2 separate regions of the Homo sapiens genome follow, and region 2 is linked to region 1. Evidence: read pairs that join two places in POLR2A ChIA-PET (ENCODE). Cell type or tissue: MCF 10A. All regions are shown on one strand.

Evidence for each region. Peaks named below come from ENCODE experiments on the same cell type or tissue, not always from the same donor. Only the 100,000 strongest peaks of a DNase experiment are listed, where the experiment ranks them.
Region 2: POLR2A ChIA-PET joins it to region 1 with 5 read pairs; 4 of 35 experiments call an interaction of 5 or more read pairs at or near these places.

The regions. Positions count from the first base shown.
Region 1 is chr1:51,567,166-51,572,165 of GRCh38, forward strand. All of the region lies in intron 2 of EPS15-AS1 (EPS15 antisense RNA 1), which reads left to right. It also overlaps a transcript of OSBPL9 not described here and the pseudogene CALR4P. Among named protein-coding and RNA genes, the nearest start is that of OSBPL9, 47 kb to the right of the region's middle. RefSeq lists enhancers at 2,093-2,142, 2,303-2,462. In MCF 10A, a CTCF peak has its summit at 2,283; DNase peaks (open chromatin) are centred at 666 and 2,796.
Region 2 is chr1:51,504,806-51,509,805 of GRCh38, forward strand. The region is part of intron 1 of EPS15 (epidermal growth factor receptor pathway substrate 15); the gene reads right to left. Among named protein-coding and RNA genes, the nearest start is that of EPS15-AS1, 11 kb to the right of the region's middle. RefSeq lists an enhancer at 217-276. In MCF 10A, no CTCF peak of the experiment used is centred here; a DNase peak (open chromatin) is centred at 1,896.

The DNA.
Region 1 (5,000 bases):
ACTCTTACCTAAGAAGTATTTCCTTAGCCTCCAGGTTGGGTAGGGGTCCTCTTCTGTGCTCCCACAGATGCCCAGCATACTAGGTAGTCACTTTGCTTGACTCTTACCTTCATTGACTGTGAGTTCTGTGAAGTCAAAGGCCATGTCTGGCCCACTCTGTCCCCAGCCTAAGGCCCAAAACAGAGTTAGTATTTGAATCCCTGTTGAGTTGCTGATGAAATCCACCTACTATCCTCTAGCCAACCTAGGTGTCTCTAACTTGATGTTACTATGATAAACTGACTACCCATCCCCATTTCTAAGTCCAACACTCCCTCCCTCCCCCATCCTCTCCCATGTCTAGCAGTGGGGAACTGGGCTATGCCAAGCATTGTTCCACAGGAGGACCTCATATAACTTCTTAGGCTTTTGGATCAACTGCTCCTTGATGAAATCCTGCAATTTACAGCATTTCTCTAGATCTACTTTTTAACCTGTAAAATGGAGATGACAGTATTTAATTTATAAGATTTTGTAAGAATTAAATGAGATAACACATATAAAATGCATCTCCTTCCCCCTTGGCTGAGGACCAGCACACACTCACCCTGCACTTGATGGTCTTGTTCTCATGGTATTTCTCTCAGTAATGAGGGATGACCTGTACTTTGTTGTTGCCAAAGCCACAAATGTCAGGGCCTGGAAATTAAACCCCAAAGCATAATTTCACATAGCTTTAAGGCAGTTTGCCTGGTCTAAGGCCAAGACCCAAGACAAACACAGCATGTGTATTAATCAGAGTCCCAGCAGGATATAGATGGCACAATCAAATTTGGGATTATTTGAGAAGGATTTAATAAAAGGACTATTTACAAAGGTTGGGGCAGGACATTGTGAAAACATAAAGTATAGTGCTATGCTCAGGGCTAGCAACAATGGGGTTCTACCCCTAGGCCTAAAGGGGCTAGAAGGAGTGCTTGCCAGAGCCTGGAAGAAAGAATCCTGTGGAAAAGACAGGCAAGAGAGAAGCTGACTTTCAGTTGAGGAACACAACTCTCTTTTCCATCTCTGATCTCCCAGGGCTCCCATTGACCAAACCCAACCAGAAACCCCTTCTGTGTCAGGCATTTTATACCATGTCATTTAATTCTTACAAGTAGGTGTTACTATCCCCCACTTTTAGCTGGGAAAATTGTGGCTCAGAACAGTTAAGCAGGTTGCTCAAAGACAAACAGCTAGTAAGTAGCATTGTTGGTATTCAAACCCAAGGCTACCTAGAAACAGAGCCTGGGGCCCTTTATGCTTTGTAAAAACTCTAGAGGGAACTCTAGAGATCATCAGTGTCTCTGAGCCCAGAAAGCCTTATCTGCCAACAGTTGGGAATAGATTTAACATAATTTTCTTTTCTTTTCTTTTTTTTGAGACGGAGTCTCAGAGTCTCACTCTGTCACCCAGGCTGTCGCCCAGGCTGGAGTGTAGTGGTGCAACCTCAGCTCACTGCAACCTCTGCTTCCCAGGTTCAAGCAATTCTGCTGCCTCAGCCTCCTGAGTACCTGGAATTACAGGCTCCCGCCACCACACCTGGCTAATTTTTCTTTTTCTCGAGACGGAGTCTTGCTCTATCAGCCAGGCTAGAGTGCAGTGGTGCAATCTCGGCTCACTACAACCTCCATCTCCCAGGTTCAAGCAATTATCCTGCCTGGTATTACAGGTGCTAGCCACCATGCCTGGCTAATGTTTGTATTTTCAGTAGAGATGGGGTTTCACCATGTTGGCCAGGATGCTCTCGAACTCCTGACCTCAAGTGATCTACCCGCCTCAGCCCCCCGCCACCCAGAGTGCTGGAATTACAGGGGTGAGCCACTGCACCCAGCCTTAACTTAATTTTCAACCTTACCTCCCATGTTACCACTCTCACTATCCAAAACACACACGTGCTTAAGTAAGATCTGGACTGCCCCAAGGAGGCCTAGTTACATATTTAGGTTACAGATACAACACTCTGGACACATTTCAGATGCTAAAAAAAGGTCACTTCCTTGACCTCCTGTGCCTTTCTCTCACTGAGGCAGAGTACAATGCCTTATTGTAGTGTACCTGTGAGAGGGTCTACGTAGCTGATGACCTCCTTCTCCTCTTCTGAGAACTGGAAAATGTCTCCCTGTGCTATAGATTTCTTAATATGGTACCATGTGCCTCCCCACCTCTGTGGTTTACTTATATTAACATTCAGGTTTAGAGTTGCTTTTTTCAGGTCTTTGAAGAGTCCTGCCACATGGAGGCGGGGTGGAGTTATCATATTAGACATTTTCTGTTCCAAGTGAATCTGAGCGTTTTCAACAACTACAGTGGCTGTCATTAGGACCTAATGGAGCTGACAGTGACTGCTATCAGAGAGCTTACCAAACATGATGTGATACTTGGATCCTGAGTGCATATCCTCCTGGTTCAGGGTGGCAGGAAAGAGTTTTACATATCCGCCACCACAATACTTCCTTTGCTTGTGTTTTACTGAAAACTGAAACACCAAGGTCTCATTCTCATTGCTGAATGCTTCAACCTGGTTGAGAAGGCATAAAACTTGGCATGTTCACTGGTTTGGAGACCTAGAAGCAGAAAGCACAGAGTCTTCAGGCTTAAATACCCAAAAAGCAGCCAGAGAGATCCAGCACTTGACCTCACCAATCTCTGGTATTTTCTTCCATACCTGTGCTGAAAGCTTTGCACACATACTTTTATTCAAGCCTCAGAGCAACCCTGCAAAATGAGTATTATCTCCACTTTACAATCAGGAGGCTGAGTCATAAGGAGGTGAGTCACCTGCCTAGGGCCACATAGCTAGCAAGGAGCCAAGCTGGAATTTTAAGCCACGTTTGTCTGATTCTTTCTGCATACCATGCTACCTCTGATTTTCAAGAGATACTTGAAGACTGTTCTACAACTTTACAAAACAAAGGCCTGTTTTTCCGAGGCTCCCCTGGGTGACCAGAATGAGGTTCTACCATACAAAAATGCTGTGGTAGAAAGAGCCCCTGCACTTTCTGGACATCTTTCTACCATAGCCTCGTAGATCAAATAGTAATCACTGCTAACATTCACTGAACACTTACTCGTTACCAATGTGTTTCATTCACATATATTACTACTGTACTTAATCTTCATAATAACCCCATGAAGTGGGTTCTCCTAATTTCTCTGCTTTATCATGAAGCCATTGAGGCTATTTCACTTGTGCAGGATCACTCAACCAGTTCATTTAATTCTAGAGCCCCCATCTTCAACTATAAGACTTTACTTCCTCCTCCAGAGAGTATCAGGGTAATAATAGATCTCAGAGCCTTTCTAGTCTAACCACATTACTTTATAGATGAGCAGACCAAGCCCCAGGGAGGAAAGGTTACTTACTCAAGATGACAGAGTCACAAATGAAATCATGCCATACAAGCAAAGTCTCCTGGCCTCCAGGCTAGTGGTCTTTCTATTATTCCATGCTGCTGCCCAGCTTACTGGTTAGGGCTCTGTTAACTCTCTGAGTCTCAGTTTCATATCAGCAAAACGTGGAGAATTATTCCTATCTCATAGGATTCCTGGTGAAGGTCAAGTGAGTAAGAGATCTGAGAAGTACTTTGTAAACTGTCAACATAAAATGTAAGGGGCTATCATTATTCGTACTTGGTGAGGTTCCTTTTTTTTTTGGAGACGGAGTCTTGCTCTGTCGCCAGGCTGGAGTGCAGTGGCATAATCTCGGCTCACTGCAACCTCCGCCTCCCAGGTTCAAATGATTCTCCTGCCTCAGCCTCCCAAGTGGCTGGGATTATAGGTTCCCGCCACCACGCCCGGCTAATTTTGTATTTTTAGTAGAGATGGGGTTTCAGCATGTTGGCCAGGCTGGTCTCGAACTCCTGACAGGCGTGAGTCACCACACCCGGCTGGGTCCTTCCTTATGATCCCACAGCTCTCTGTACTTTCCTGGGTCACACTATGTTGAAACTAGGTTTATTTCAGTCTCTTTGAATAATTTTTAGCTTCTGAAGAACAGGTGCATCTTTATATTCCCTGAATCTGGAACAGGACCTGACATAGAAGAAAGACTCAATAAGTATGTGTTAAATTACACAGAAGAATCACAGGTCCTGATTCAGACATCTCAAGAGCACTTATTGTACACCAGGCTCTGTGGTAAACACTTTCATGTCTGACATTATGTTAGGAGTTGTCTACATTTTAAATAATATGCTTGGCCTGGCATGGTGGTTCATGCCTCTAATCCCAGTACTTTAGTATGTCAGGGCAGGAGGACTGCTTGAGGCCAGGAGTTTAAGACCAGCATGGGCAACATAATGAGACCTTGTCTTTGCAAAAAAAATTAAAAATTAGTTGGGGATGGTGGTACATGCCTGTAGTCCCAGCTACTCCAGAGGCTGAGGTGGGAGAAGCATTTGGGCCCAGGAGTTTGAGGCTGCAGTGAGCTACGATCACACCATTGCACTCCAGCCTGGGTGACAGAGCAAGACCCTGTCTTAATCAAAACAAAACAAAATTGAACAAAGTATGCTTACTTCCCCAAAGACCCCAAGAACAGCTAGAGTAACCAGGGAAGACTTCACGGAGGAGGGCGTGTGCACAAGGCAAAGAGCACCGAACCTGCAGGCAAGACCAAGTTTTGAGTCTCTATTCTGCCAAACCCTACTTCGTAGCTCAATTCCACCTGCCTTCTCTCTGAGCCTCTTTTGTAACCCAGGACTCTTCTAAAGAACTAGGAGGAATCCAATGAACCTGAGTGGGATACAATGTGAGGGACAACAACCAAGAAACCACACTGAGAGGAGATGAGTGGCTGAGCAGACTACCCTCACTGGCATCACCAAGGCACAGCTTCCCGTGGGTCACACCGTCTCCAATTTCTCTCTACTCTGGAAATGGTTTTCCCTTTAATACCGTTTAATACTCTGGGAACAGTTTTCCAGAGTGGATTTAAAATTTAAGATTCTCAAGCCAGTTCATAATTCTCTCCTTTAATC
Region 2 (5,000 bases), 62 kb before region 1:
TATAAATGGTGCAGCTGCTCTAAAACAGTCAGCAGCCGAGCGTGGTGGCTCACACCTATAATCCCAGTGCTTTGGGCGGCCGAAGCGGGTGGATCACTTGAGGCCAAGAGTTTGAGACCAGCCCAGACAACATGGTAAAACCCTGTCTCTACTAAAAATACAAAAATTAGCCGGGTGTGGTGGTATATACCTGTAGTCCCAGCTACTCGGGAGGGTGAGGCAGGAGAATCGCTTAACCGAGGAGGCAGAGGTTGCAGTGAGCCATGATTGCGCCACTGCACTCCAGCCTGGGTGAAAGAGTGAGACTGTGTCTCAAAAAAAAAAAAATCTGCAGCTCTTCAAATGATTAAACACAGAATTTCCACATGACCAGATATGTGCCCAGGAGAAGTGAAAACATATATTTACACAAAACCTTGTATATGAATGCTTATAAAAGCATTATTCATAACAGCCAAAAGGTGGAAACCACCCAAATATCCACCAATGAACAAATGGAAAAACAAAATGTGGTATAACCATACGATGGAATATTTTTCAACCAAAAAAAGGAATGAATTACTGATACTTGCTGCAACATAGATAAACCACAAAAAGTGATAGAAGGCAGTCATAAGAGTATATGTATTATATTATTCCATTCATACAAAGTCCAGAATAACAAACTCTATAGAGACAGAAAGTAGATTAATAGTTGCTTAGGCTGGGGGAAGCATGCAATATGGGAGGGTGATAGCTGAGGGGTACAAGTTTCTTTCTGAGGTGATAAAATTGTTCTAAAATTGATGTTTGCACGTATCTGTGAAGAGACTAAAAACCACTGAATTGTACACTTTATAGGGTAAGTTGTATGGTATGTGAATTACATCTCAATTAAACTGTTTAAAAAGTAAAAAATAAAAATTTTAGAAAAGAACAATGGAGCATAAAGCTACAAAAAAAGTCTCTTAATAAAAGTAAACAATGTTTAAATATTTTATTTTATTTTTATTTATTTATTTATTTTTTGAGATGGAGTCTCTGTCATCCAGGCTGGAGTGCAATGGCGCAATCTTGGCTCACTACAATTTATTTATTTATTTATTTGTTGGTTTGTTTTGAGATGGAGTCTTGCTCTGTCACCCAGGCTGGATTACAATGGCGCAATCTTGGCTCACTACAACCTCTGCCTCCTAGGTTCAAGCAATTCTCCTGCCTTGGCCTCCCGAGTAGCTAGAATTACAGGTGCCTGCCACCACACCCGGCTGATTTTTGTATTTTTAGCAGAGGCGGAGTTTCACCACTTTGGCCAGGCTGGTCTCAAACTCCTGACCTCAGGTGATCCTCCCACCTCAGCCTCCGAAAGTGCTGGGATTACAGGCGTCAGCCACCGTGCCCAGCCAACAATGTTTAAATATTTTATACATTAACTACCTCCACAGCTTTTTGGAATTGGTAGATGGCTCATATTTTTAAATGCAGGTATATCTTTTTAACTTATTATTAATTTGGACATATGAAGTATTTTAAAGCTAGGACTAGAAATCAACTCAGTAGATTTACAATTTGCAGAATTACACTTTCCTAACTGGCCTCATAATCAAAGAAAAACTATAAGCAGTACCTTAAAAAATTCCATTTTTGAATATTTTAAATATTTATCAAACAGACATAAGTGCTCATGTCAATTATACATTTAAAAACAGATTGCAAAGTTTATGAGGGTTTTTTTGGTGAATTTTACAGTGAAATAAGTCTTGTCCACTTTAACTTATGAATACTGGTACTCTTAAAATTCCTGTCCTAAGGAAGAAATTAGTCATAAAAAGCTCTGAGGGTATAAAGCAGAAAACGTGCCAAGCAGAGAGACAAACCAGGACATTTCAAGCAAGTATGGCTCAAAGTAGAGTCAAGAGAGTTAAGGTTTTGAGCTATTCTGAAGTGCCAGATGGTCCAGAATCCACCCCCAGATCTTACAAGGCGCCGCATAAAAGTGTGCCAGAAAAAAAAAAAAAAACAGAACAGAACAGAATGTAGAGAACAAACTAAGAATGTAGAGAACAAACTAAGAATGAAAGCAATACAGACTGCAGAGAAGGGTGAAAACTGTATATACAAACTGAAATATTTCAATCTTCTTCAAGCTCACAACTTTTAATGCCAATTTCCTATGCTAAGTGAACTCTGACAAACTATAAATGGCCCTTGCAACCAAATTAAATATGCTCGGTTTAATCCCTTCAGAATAGCATTTTTCAGATTATTGCTCGAGTTAACCCTTGCTGCTGTCTGCTTTACCATTCAAGATCTTAAAATATAAACTAAAAATTCACTCATTTGATTTCAAAACTCAAATGTATACATAGAAAAATAATTCAATAATATAATAAGTACCACATATAACTCTACAGAAAAAAATTTATCAAATGGTAGAGCAAAGGTTATTTGCAACAGCATAAATTATAGTGGACATATATAAAATATCTGTACACATTAGGGCTTAAACTATAAAGCACACAATCAATTAATATGCTCCAAAGACATTAAAAAGATGCTAAGCAGACCACATAGGAAAACACTTAAAGAAAACAGAATAGGCCAGGTGCAGTGGCTCACACCTGTAATCCCAGCACTTTGGGAGGCTGAGGCGGGTAGATCACAAGATCAGGAGTTCAAGACTAGCCTGGCCAACATGGTGAAACCCCATCTCTACCAAAAATACAAAAATTGGGCAGGTATGGTGGCACACACCTGTAATCCCAGCTACTTGGGATACTGAGGCAGGAGAACTGCTTGAACCTGGGAGATGGAAGTTGCAGTGGGCTGAGATCACGTCACTGTACTCCAGTCTGGGTGACAGAGGAAGACTCCATCTCAGAAAAAAAAAAAGGAGAACAGAATAAAAAATGTTACATACATATATATACACACATATATATGTGTGTGTGTGTATGAAAGAGAGATAATAACTACATTTGGAAAAAAAAGAAACGATGTAAAAGACTAAAATTTAAAGAATGGTGTGGATGGTGATCTATCTTCTACTTTTCGACATGCATGTTCCAAGTTTTCTTTAGTGAGTGAAGAATACTGGAAATGAAAAAACATTTAGGCCCAACGCGGTGGCTCACGCCTGTATTTCCAGCACTTTGGGAGGCCGAGGCAGGTGGATCACGAGGTCAGAAGATCGAGACCATCCTGGCCAACATGGTGAAAGCCCTCTCTACTAAAAATACAAAATACAAAAATTGGCTGGGCATGGTGGTGTGCACCTGTAGTCCCAGCTACTCAGGAGGCTGAGGCAGGAGAATTGCTTGAACCCGAGAGGTGGAGGTTGCAGTGAGCTGAGATCGCACCATTGCACTCCAGCCTGGCAACAGAGCAAGACTCAGTCACAAAAAGAGAAAAGAAAAGAAAAGAAAAGAAAAGAAAAGAAAAGAAAAGAAAAGAAAAGAAAGAGAGAAAGAGAGAGAGAGAGAGAGAGAGAGAAAGAGAGAAAGAGAGAAAGAGAGAGAGAGAAAGAGAGAAAGAGAGAAAGAGAGAAAGAGAAAGAGAGAAAGAAAGAAAGAAAGAAAGAAAGAAAGAAAGAAAGAAAGAAAGAGAAAATTTAAACAAATACATATAAATTCTGCAGGTAAGTATTAATAATAATACAAGCAATTCTATTTATCAAATGTCTCCTATATCTCAACAATGTGTATACATCATACATAAGCAAATGAAAGGGTTTAAGTAATTTGCCATGATCACTCAGAGATGTCACAAATGGCAGAGCTACAATTCAATCCAGGTTTGTCTTGTACTATATCCAGTGTTCTTCCCACTACGTAAAACTTCTCTCAGTGTCCCTGGGATGAGAATCTTGACACTCTGTTAAAATATATATATAAAATATTTTACCTACTGTTTTGGAGTAGATCACAGATCTTTTGAAGTCTATCCTTGAGTCCCCTTCCTATGCTCTATGGTCAAAGTTAAAAATTCTTCCTTTATTACAAAAAAAAGATAAAACAAGGAATCTCATAAGAAAATTGATGTTATATCCCACAATATGAACTCTATGCACCAAAATACAATTTAACTTGAATCAAATGTTCCTATAGATTTATGTTATCCTTTCAAGTACAGTTTAAATATCCTCTACAGTAACAACCCTGGATCCTATAAAACCATTAAATAATTAAAAACTATATTACCACCAAAAGTTTCATCATAATCACAGTATTCTCTCATGGCACCCCCTTGCCTTACTTCTATCATCCTTTATCACAGTACTTGTCACACAAGAAAGTCAGTGTTTATCTCCCTAAAAAACCAAAAGCTACTTCAGAGCAAATGTCATGGTCTTATTCTGTATGTCCAAGGCTTACTAGAGTAGTGACACACAGGAGGCATCTAGTAAATGTTTTCTGAAACAGAGGATCAACCATCAATACTGGAAGCACCTTTAATGCATATAATTTCATATTTTTTATATATGCATAATGCTATATCTATGTTGTACCTACAGAACAAAAGATGGAATGAAGTTATCAATAATCCTTAGTATAAATGATCCATCAAAATTCTAATTAAGTGCAACATTTCATAAAAATTAATGGCTCATATAACTAAAATCTATCAATTTACCTAAGACATTCTAACTTCAGAGCCCAAGATCTCTCTCATTATTTTATGCTAGTTCTCAAAAATGTTCATCTGAGGATCAGAAATCATTACAGCTAATGGTTCCAGGTTTTAGTCAATAAAAGTCTATTTTATAGGGAGTCTCTGATACATTTTATCTTTAGCAATACAATACTGTAGAAACTCCAAGTCCAAATAACCATGTCTGAGAGAATATTAGCTTAAAAGTAAATATTGGTATGATGTACACTAACCTAGACAAGCTTAGATTTTCATGAGCAATAAATCTGGAGGTTGCAAAATGAAAAACTACCTTCTACTATGTCTACAAAAACTTTCCACTATAACTTCGTGCAACAATCACTTTCTAGAGATGTGGTGTATGCAATGATAAG